Linked DNA regions of Homo sapiens: region 1 is linked to region 2. Evidence: read pairs that join two places in POLR2A ChIA-PET (ENCODE). Cell type or tissue: Panc1. All regions are shown on one strand.

What was found. Peaks named below come from ENCODE experiments on the same cell type or tissue, not always from the same donor. Only the 100,000 strongest peaks of a DNase experiment are listed, where the experiment ranks them.
Region 1: POLR2A ChIA-PET joins it to region 2 with 8 read pairs; 7 of 35 experiments call an interaction of 5 or more read pairs at or near these places.

Annotation. Positions count from the first base shown.
Region 1 is chr10:43,446,655-43,451,654 of GRCh38, forward strand. All of the region lies in intron 1 of ZNF487 (zinc finger protein 487), which reads left to right. Among named protein-coding and RNA genes, the nearest start is that of ZNF487, 12 kb to the left of the region's middle. In Panc1, no CTCF peak of the experiment used is centred here; no DNase peak of the experiment used is centred here.
Region 2 is chr10:43,320,736-43,325,735 of GRCh38, forward strand. It overlaps LINC02633 (long intergenic non-protein coding RNA 2633), which reads left to right and starts at 2,259. Exons shown (of 2, transcript XR_945901.3): 1 at 2,259-2,965. The region is part of intron 2 of LOC105378271 (a long non-coding RNA gene); the gene reads left to right. In Panc1, no CTCF peak of the experiment used is centred here; no DNase peak of the experiment used is centred here; H3K4me3 peaks cover 518 bases.

The sequences.
Region 1 (5,000 bases), 130 kb after region 2:
TCCTCTCTTCCTAGACGGGATGACGGCCGGGAAGAGGCGCTCCTCACTTCCCAGACTGGGCTGCCGGGCAGAGGGGCTCCTCACATCCCAGATGATGGGCGGCCAGGCAGAGACGCTCCTCACTTCCTAGACCGGGTGGCGGCTGGGAAGAGGCTGCAATCTCAGCACTTTGGGAGGCCAAGGCAGGCGGCTGGGAGGTGGTGGTTGTAGTGAGCGGAGATCACGCCACTGCACTCCAGCCTGGGCAACATTGAGCACTGAGTGAGCGAGACTCTGTCTGCAATCCCGGCACCTCAGGAGGCCGAGGCAGGCAGATGACTCGAGGTCAGGAGCTGGAGACCAGCCTGGCCAACACGGCGAAACCCCGTCTCCACCAAAAAAAAAACCAGTCAGGCGTGGCAGCGTGCCCCTACAATCCCAGGCACTCGGCAGGCTGAGGCAGGAGAATCAGGCAGGGAGGTTGCAGTGAGCCGAAATCGAGGCAGTACAGTCCAGCAGAGGGAGACGGTGGAAAGCGGGAGACGGAGATGAGGGAGAGGGGGAGACCGTGGAAAGCGGGAGACGGAGACGACGGAGAGGGGAGAGGGAGAACAACATTTTTTTTTTGAGACAGAGTCTCGCTCTGTTGCCCAGGCTGGAGTGCAGTGGCACGATCTTAGCTCACTGTAACCTCCACCTCACGGATTCAAGTGATTCTCCTGCCTTAGCCTCCTGAGAGCTGGGATTACAGGCATGTGCCACCATGCCCAGCTAATTTCTGTATTTTTAGTAAAGACGGGGTTTCACTATGTTGGCCAGGCTGGTCTTGAACTCCTGACCTCAAGTGATCTGCCTGCCTCGGGCTCCCAAAGTGCTGGGATTACAGGCGTGAGCCACCACGCACAGCCTGAATTATGACATTTCTAATCTGCCTGGTGTAGGAACAGGCACTATTCCATGCCCTGTGTGAGCACTGGGCACTATTCCCTCTGATCTTTTTAGATGGTTCTTTTGACAGATGTGGGTAATGCCCTTATACTCATGTACTGATCAATACACTGCTGAGCTCTCAAGTGGGACGCTGCAGGTCTCTGGGGTTTTCTCTCCATGCAGCTCTTTCTTCTCTGGTGCTGTGTTCTGTGAATTCTAGCTGCCTGTGTCTCCCCAGACTATCAAATCTATCTTTTCAACTCAAGGAATCTGCCAGGCTCTGCCTTAGTTATTTTTCCTTGTAGCACATTCTACAAACTACTCAAGTCAGTTAGCTGGGGCACTTGTAGGACTCATCTCATTTGTTTCCTATCTCTTAGGGATTACTCTCTGTTTTCTGATGTTCAGGGTCTTGGAAACCATTTTTTTTTTTTTTTTTTTTTTGAGACGGAGTCTCACTCTGTCGCCCAGGCTGGAGTGCAGTGGTGCGATCTCGGCTTACTGCAAGTTCCACCTCCCGGGTTCACGCTATTCTCCTGCCTCAGCCTCCGGAGTAGCTGGGACTATAGGTGCCTGCCATCATGCCCGGCTAATTTTTTGTATTTTTTGTAGAGACGGGGTTTCACCGTGTTGGCCAGGATGGTCTCGATCTCCTGACCTCGTGATCCACCTGCCTCAGCCTCCCAAAGTGCTGGGATTACAGGCGTGAGCCACCATGCCTGGCCAATTGGAAACCATTTTTGTCCTTACGTTTTGTCAAAAAATGTTTTTTTTTTCCAATATAACCTGGTCCCTGTTACTCAATTCGTCTTGCGCTGAAGTGGAGAATTGAAGATGGGGCATCAAGCATTCATTTCATCTCTTATTGAATTCTAATAATAAAAGTACAGTTGACCCTTAAACAAAATGGGTTTGACCTGTGTGGGTCTATGTATATGTGGATTTTTTTCTTTTTTAAGGAGATGGGGTCGGCTGGGTGCGGTGGCTCCTGCCTGTAATCCCAGCACATTGGGAGGCCGAGGCAAGTGGATCACTTGAGGCCAGGAGTTTGAGACTGACCTGGCCAAGATGGCGAAACCCTGTCTCTACCAAAAATATAAAAAATTAGCTGGGCGCGGTGGCGCACACCTGTAGTCCCAGCTATCGGGGAGGCTGAGACAGGAGAATCGCTTGAACCTTGGAGATGGAGGTTGCAGTGAGCCAAGATCTTGCCACTGTACTCCAGCCTAGGTGACAGAGGAAGACTCCGTTTCAAAAAAATAAATATATAAAAATAAAAAAAATGAGCTGGGCATTGTGGCAGATGCCCATAGTCCCAGCTACTGGAGAGGATGAAGCAGGAGGATCACTTGAGCAGGAGATAGAGGCTGTGGTGAGCTCTGATTGCATCACTGCACTCCAGGCTGGGTGACAGAGTAAGAACCTGTCTCCGAAAAAAAAAAAAAAAAAAAAAGGCTGGGTGCAGTGGCTCAGGCCTGTAATCCCAGCACTTTGGGAGGGTGAGCCAGGCAGATTGCCTGAGCTCAGGAGTTTGAGACCAGCCTGGGGGACATGGTGAAACCCTGTCTCTACTGAAATACAAAAAATTAGCAGGGCATGGCGGCGTGGGCCTGTAATCCCAGCTACTTTGGAGGCTGAGGCAGGAGAATCGCTTGAACCTGGGAGGCGAAGGTTGCAGTGAGCCAAGATTGTGCCACTGCACTCCAGCCTCAGCGACAGAGCGAGACTCTGTCTCCAAAAAAAAAAATCAACTGTATATCTAATGGTACTGAAAAGAGAGAAACCACAAGACACTGGTATATATTGACATACACAAGTCACAGAGAATAGAAATGGACTGGATGTTGAAGCACAGTGATGCATATATTATTATTCAAGTCAACTCACTATTTAAAGCTAATTTCATAGGAAAATTCTACTTAATTCAGTCTAACATTATGTAAGTAACCAAGGAAGAGTTAACAGCTGTGTTACAGAAGTGAACTATAAGCTTGTGAATTCAGTATTTAAAAAAAAATTCCTTTTCAGTATTTTGTAATGCTTCAACATGCATTTTGAGCTTATTTCTGTTTATATTGTTGTAATGTTCCTCAGCAGTTAACATGTATTGAAGCATTTTTTTTTTTTTTTTAATGAGACTGAGTCTCACTCTGTCGCCCAGTCTGGAGTGCAGTGGCACTATTTCAGCTCACTGTAACCTCCGCCTCCTGTGTTCAAGTGATTTTCCTGCCTCAGCCTCCCAAGTAGCTCGAATTACAGGCACCCACCACCACTCCTGGCTAATTTTTGTATTATTAGTAGAGACGGGGTTTCCCCATGTTGGCCAGGCTGGTCTCGAACTCCTGACCTCAGGTGATCCACCTGCCTTGGCCCCCAAAGTGCTGTGATTACAGGTGTGAGCCACCATGCCAGGCCTGAATGTTTACTTTTACTTTTAATGTAAGTTTTAATTTAAATACTGATACTTGATTCAGTTATTGGAAAACTTTTTTGTTTTGAGACGGAGTTTTGCTCTTTTTGCCCGGGCTGGAGTGCAATGGCACGTTCTTGGCTCACTGCAACCTCCGCCTCTCGGGTTCAAGTGATTCTCCTGCATCAGCCTCCCGAGTACCTGGGATTATTGGCATGTGCCACCACACCCGGCTAGGCTAATTTTGTATTTTTAGTAGATACAGGGTTTCTCCATGTTGGTCAGTTTGGTCTCGAACTCCCAACCTCAGGTGATCCATCCGACTTGGCCTCCCAAAATGCTGGGATTACAGGTGTGAGCCACCAAGCCCGGCCTCTTTTTTGCTTTGTTTTTTTTTGAGACGGAGTCTCACTCTGTTGCCCAGGCTGGAGTGCAATGGTGAGATATCGGCTCACCACAACCTCTGCATCCTGGGTTCAAGTGATTCTGCTGCCTCAGCCTCCTGAGTATCTGGGATTACAGGAATGTGCTACCACACCTGGCTAATTTTTTGTATTTTGAGTAGAGACGGGGTTTCACCATGTTGGCCAGGAGTTCGACTCCTGACCTCAGGTGATCTGCCCGCCTCGGCCTCCCAAAGTGCTGGGATTATAGGCGTGAGCCACCATGCCCAGCCGGAAAGCTTTTAAGTGCCCAGAATAATTTGGGTGTGTGAATGCCTTTTTATCCATAGTAAATTTAATAAAATCTAATTATAGATCAAGTATTTCTGATGTAAATTTAGCATCTAAATTTAAGTGGCTGTGAAGTATAAAATAACAGTAGATACCAATGACTTAGAAGAAAAAAAAGCCTTGACATCTCTATTTCCTCGTCTCTAAAGGTGATAACACTTGCACTATGGTGATCCTACTAGTAATACATTTGGAGCCACGTTGTAAACTTCAGAGTTTGCACCATTATTATTATTTTTTTATTATTATTATTTTTTGAGATGGAGTTTCGCTCTTGTTGCCCAGGCTGGAGTGCAATGGCGCGATCTTGGCTCACTGCAACCTCCATCTCCCAGGTTCAAGGATTCTCCTGCCCCAGCCTCCCTAATAGCTGGGATTACAGGCATGTGCCACCACGCCCAGCTAATTTTGTATTTTTAGTAGAGACGGGGTTTTTCCATGTTGGTCAGACTGCTTGTGAACTCCCGACCTCAGGTGATACGCTTGCCTCGGCCTTCCAAAGTGCTGGGATTACAGGCGTGAACCACCATGGATGGCCTATTATTATTATTATTAGAGATGGAGTTTTGCTCTTGTTGCCCAGTCTGGAGTGCAATGGTGCGATCTCAGCTCACTGCAAACTCCACCTCCTGGATCCAAGTGATTCTCCTGCCTCAGCCTCCTGAGTAGCTGGGATTACAGGTGTGCGCCACCAGGCCTGGCTAATTTTGTATTTTTAGTAGAGACGGGGTTTCACCATGTTGGTCAGGCTGGTCTCGAAGTCCTGATCTCAGGTGATCCACCCGCCTTGGCCTCCCAAAGTGCTGGGATTATAGACTTGAGCCACTGTGCCTGGCCAAAGTTTGCACCATTATTATTATTATTATTTTTCTTTTGAGATGGAGTTTTGCTCTTGTTGCCCAGGCTGGAGTGCAATGGCGTGATCTCGGCTCACTGCAGCCTCCACC
Region 2 (5,000 bases):
GTAATCTCCCCCACCCTTAAGAAGGTTCTTTATAATCTCCCCCACCCTTAAGAAGGTTCTTTGTAATTCTCCCCACCCTTGAGAACGTACTTTTCGAGATCCACCCCCTGCCCACAAAACATTGCTTCTAACTCCACTGCCTATCCCCAAACTTATAAGAACTAATGATAATCCCACCACCCTTTGCTGACTCTTTTCAGACTCAGCCCGCCTGCACACAGGTGAAATAAACAGCCTTGTTGCTCACACAAAGCCTGTTTGGTGGTCTCTTCACACGGACACATGAGACATCAGTAATTCTATTTCGAACATGCTCAATTTGAAATGGGCATTAGATATCTGATATGGTTTGGATCTGTGTCGCCACCCAAATCTCCTGTTCAATTGTAATCCCCAGTGTTGGAGGTGGGGCCTGGCGGGAGGTAATTTGATCATGGGGGCGGAGTTCTCATGAATGGGTCAGCACCATCCCCTCGGCACTGTTCTCCTCTTAGTGAGTGAGTTCGGGAGGGATCCGACTGTTTGAAAGTGTGGGGCATCTCCCCATTCCCTGTCTTGCTCCTGGTCCTGCCATGTGAGACACCTGCTCCCGCTCTGCCTTCTGCCATGAGTGAAAGCTCCCTGAGGCCTCCCCAGAAGCAGATGCTGCCATGCTTCCTGTACAGCCTGCAGAACTGTGAGCCAATTAAACCTCTTTTGTTTATAAATTACCCAGTCTCAGGCCTTTCTTCAGCAGTGTGAGAACGGACTAATACAGCATCCAAGCATGATGTGTGTGAGGCAGTTGGCTGCTTGAGCCTGTGTCTATAAAAACAAGCTGGAGACAGTGGCTTGGGGAGTCAGCATGCAGATGAAATTTAAAAATCATGGCTCGATACCTTCATTTAAGGAGGGTGAAGAGATCAAAAGAAGGGTCCAAGGCTGGATGGAGGCTGCACCACTGCCACCACAAAGGTGAGAAAGTGAGACCCAGGGAGGCCCCCTGAGAAAGGCTGAAGACCAGGGAATGCTGTCTCAAGCCAAGTGAGGAAAGGCCTTCAAAGAGATGGTGAGGTCCACCGGAAGGCTGGGCAGGGTATGGGAGGGAGATGGCTGACCTGGAGATTCGGAGAGGGTGCAGTGACTGGTAATACTGAGGTCTAGAGTCTCATGGGTGTTCACAGTGGGACAGAGGTGTTATCATAAGGATGGCATATTATAAAGGATGCTTCCAGGTTCAAGTACAGGAAATCCTGGCCAAAGTGGCTTAAACAACAGGGTGTTGGCCAGGCATGGTGGCTCATGCCTGTAATCCCAGCACTTTGGGAGGCCAAGGCGGGCAGATCAGCTGAGGTCAGGAGTTCAAGACCAGTCTGGCCAACGCGGCAAAACCCCATCTCTACTAAAAAATACAAAAATTAGCTGGGCTTGGTGGCACGCACCTGTAATCCCAGCTACTTAGGAAGCTGAGGCAGGAGAATGATTTGAACCCGGGAGGCAAAAGTTGCAGTGAGCCGAGATCGCACCATTGCACTCCAGCCTGGACGACAGAGCAAAACTCCGTATCAAAAAAAAAAAGAAATAAATGAAGAAAAAGAAAGAAAGAGAGAGGGAGGGAGGGAAGGAAGGAAAGGAAGGAAAGGAAAGAAAGGAAAAAAAGGAAGAAAGTCATGGATGCCTCCGCAGCTCCCCACGTCATTTACCAAGGCCACTTGCCCATACCACAGACAGAGAGTCCTTGGTTTCTGGTCCTGCCAGTCAGAATTGGGCGGAACTGCCAAGTTGGCCCAACCCTACTCCAATCCCTGACAAAGGGAGCGGCCTTCAGGAGGCTCGGCTCTCTGTGCACTTTGCTCAAGATACCTGAAGAATGATTACTTTGAGGAAGAAAGGAAGACTTTTAGGAAAGAAGCGACTTTGTTTTCGCGGTCAAGGAGCGAAGGCCCCAAGAGACCAAGGTAGACGCTGAAGGAATCCGGGAAGATGACAGAAGCGGTGAAGAGACGCGAGGTGGGGCCAAAATCTTCACTAACCAACAAGGAGGGCTGCGGGGGCTTTGGAGGGCCTCTTTTCTCGCAACCGTGGCCCCTCCGCCCCTCACCTGCCCCTTGAGTGTCTGTGCAGGGGTCTCACACGCGAGCTTGGCTACTCAGACCAAGCCGGTTTACCGTCACCATGGCAACAGCGCGTCCTGGGCTGGGGCGGGGCCAGACTGCCAGTGCCTTTGTGGCGCATTAGGAGCTAAGCCAGTGATTGGCCATCTGGGCGCGGGGCGGGCTGAGTCAGTTGGAGGGGGCGGGGCTGAGGCTCCGGTGAACGCCGTAGGCCCGGGCTGGGCCGAGGGAGATGATGGATGCCGCTTCTTGCCACTCCCCGGGGGCACCACAGAGAGCGGGGAGCCTGCAGAGAGCAGGGACAGCGGCTTCAAACGCACTGTTTCCGGGCAATGTCACTAATACCAAAGTCATGCCTCCCACTGGACACTCCTGGGCTCCCATCCTTCCTACCAAGAAACTTTCTCTGTGAAACCCACGAAACAGCTAGAAATGGAGCCCAAAAGATAGCCAGGATAACAGACCACAGAGAGGATCAAGGCCCAGCAGGACCTGGCGACTCTAACGCTCTGGCACTAGGGTGTCTAGAATGGGAAGCCCCCAAGGGGCTGGAGTGGGATGGGGGTGTGATGCAGGCCGCCCACCAGGTTCCCTCCGGGCAAAGCGGCAGGGCCCCGCGCTTCCTGAGCCTTCACGGAGGTCTAGTGGTCCCTCTGCCTGAAAACCTGTCTGTTTGTCAGGAGGAGTTCGGAGCATATAATTTTGGGGAGCCATTTTCTTCTAGGGAGTTCACTTTCCTGTGCGGGGCGGCGGAGGAAGACAACACATAACTGAACGACAGATGAAGATAAATTATAAAAGAACATTGTTTAAGTGTTTAATCAGACAATGAAGAGAAACCCAAAACAATGAAACCTTTTCAAGGAAGTAAGGTACACAATAAAAAATCTCTTGGAGGAAGTATCAAAGCTTAAAGATGAGTGGAAAATCGGCTTGCTTTTTGGGGACCAAAAGAAAACAGATTTTTTGTTTGTTTGTTTTTTGAGACGGAGTCTCGCTCTGTCGCCCAGGCTGGAGTGCAGTGGCGCAATCTCGGCTCACTGCAAGCTCCGTTTCCCGGGTTCAAGCCATTGTCCTGCCTCAGCCGCCCGAGTAGCTGGAACTACAGGCGCTCGCCACCACGCCCGGCTAATTTTTTGTATTTTTAGTAGAGACGGGGTTTCACATGTTAGCCAGGATGGTCTTGATCTCCTGACCTCGTGATCCACCCGCCTCGGCCTTCCAAAGTGCTGGGATTGCAGGTGTGAGCCACCGCACCCGGACTTTTTTTTCTTAACACAGAGTCTTGCTCTATCGCCCAGGCTGGAGTGTAGTGGCTCGATTCTGGCTCACTGCAACCTCCAGTTCCCAGGTTCAAGTAATTCTAGTGCCTCAGCCTCCCAAGTAGATGAGATTACAGGCATGTGCCACCGCGCCCAGCTAATTTTTGTATTTTTAGTAGAGACGAAGTTTCTCCATGTTGACCAAGTTGGTCTTGAACTCCTGGCCTCAAGTGATCCATCTGCCTCAGCCTCCCAAAGTGATGGGATTACAGGTGTGAACCACTGCTCCCAGCCGAATTTTTAAAATATACTTGAAAGCTGGTTATCTATGAGCTGATGGCAAGTTTTTTTTTTTTTTTTTAAAGACAGAGTGTCACTCTGTCGCCCAGGATGGAGTGCAGTGGTACAATCATAGCTCACTGCAGTCTCAACCTCCCAGGCTTAAGCAATCCTTCCACCTCAGCCTCCTGAGTAGCTGGGACCACAGGCGCACACCACCACACCTGGCTAATTTTATTTTTTATTTTTATTTTTGTAGAGATGGGGGTCTCATTATGTTGCCCAGGCTGGTCTGGAGCTCCTGGGTTCAAGCGATCCTCCCACCTTGGCCTCCCAAAGTGCTGGGATTACAGGTATGAGCCACCATGCTTGGCCCCAGTTGCAAGATTTTATTAAAAATTTTATAGGTCAAAAATGTAGAGGTTAAAAGACCCTCCTGAGGAAGCTAAACAAAGTGCAGACAGGTACAAAGCTGAACTCCATCGGCTCAAAGAAAACAGTGCCCGGCAGAAGATGCCAGAGCAGTTACATTCAGGAAGCTCCATGCCAGTGGGAGCAGCCCCCTGAGTGAGAACTCCCTGGACTATCTGTTCTAGAAGCCCTGCCTTACAGAGTGGATGATGTGAAATTGTGAGCAGTTTCAGCTGTAGGCAGCAAAAACTTGGCCCAACAACAGAAAGAGAAGATAAAACATCAGAGGAGAGAGAGGACAGATGTCACCCAGACAAATTCTTTCTTAACAAGGGTTGAAAAAGGAGGCGGCTAGTTCCCATGCAGTGTGAGCCATGGGTGGTGGGCAAGATCACAACACACTGCACAAGGCAGAGGCAAGATGTGAGAATGAATGCAAGTCCTTGCCGGGAGTCCCCATGACCCCATCAGCCACAGGCCGGGGCACTGCAACAGAGGCAGACTGCACATGGACGTGTGGTGTCTGCATGGGCTGCATGGACCCTCACATGCCCACTCCACAGCTCCATCACAGGCCTCTGCAAAGACCTCCTGTTGCCCCGCCTTCTCTTATTAGTTTCCTGGGCTGCTGTAACAAATTACAACGAACTTAGTGACTTAAAAGAACAGCCTAGTTTTTTCTCACAGGTCCTGGAGTCCAGAACTCTGAAGTTAAGGTGTCAGCAAAGCTGCACTTCCTCCAGAGCCTCTAGGGTAGAACCCATGCCTTGCCTATGGTGGCTGCGGGTGTTCCTGGACTTGTGGCTGTACACCCCAATGTCTGCTCCCACCATCACGTGGCCTTCCAACTGTGTGTGTCTAATCTCGCACTACCTCTCTCTCACAAGGACACTTATGATGGCATTCAGGGCCCACCCAGATAACCCAGGATGACCCTCACCTGAGGATGCTTAAA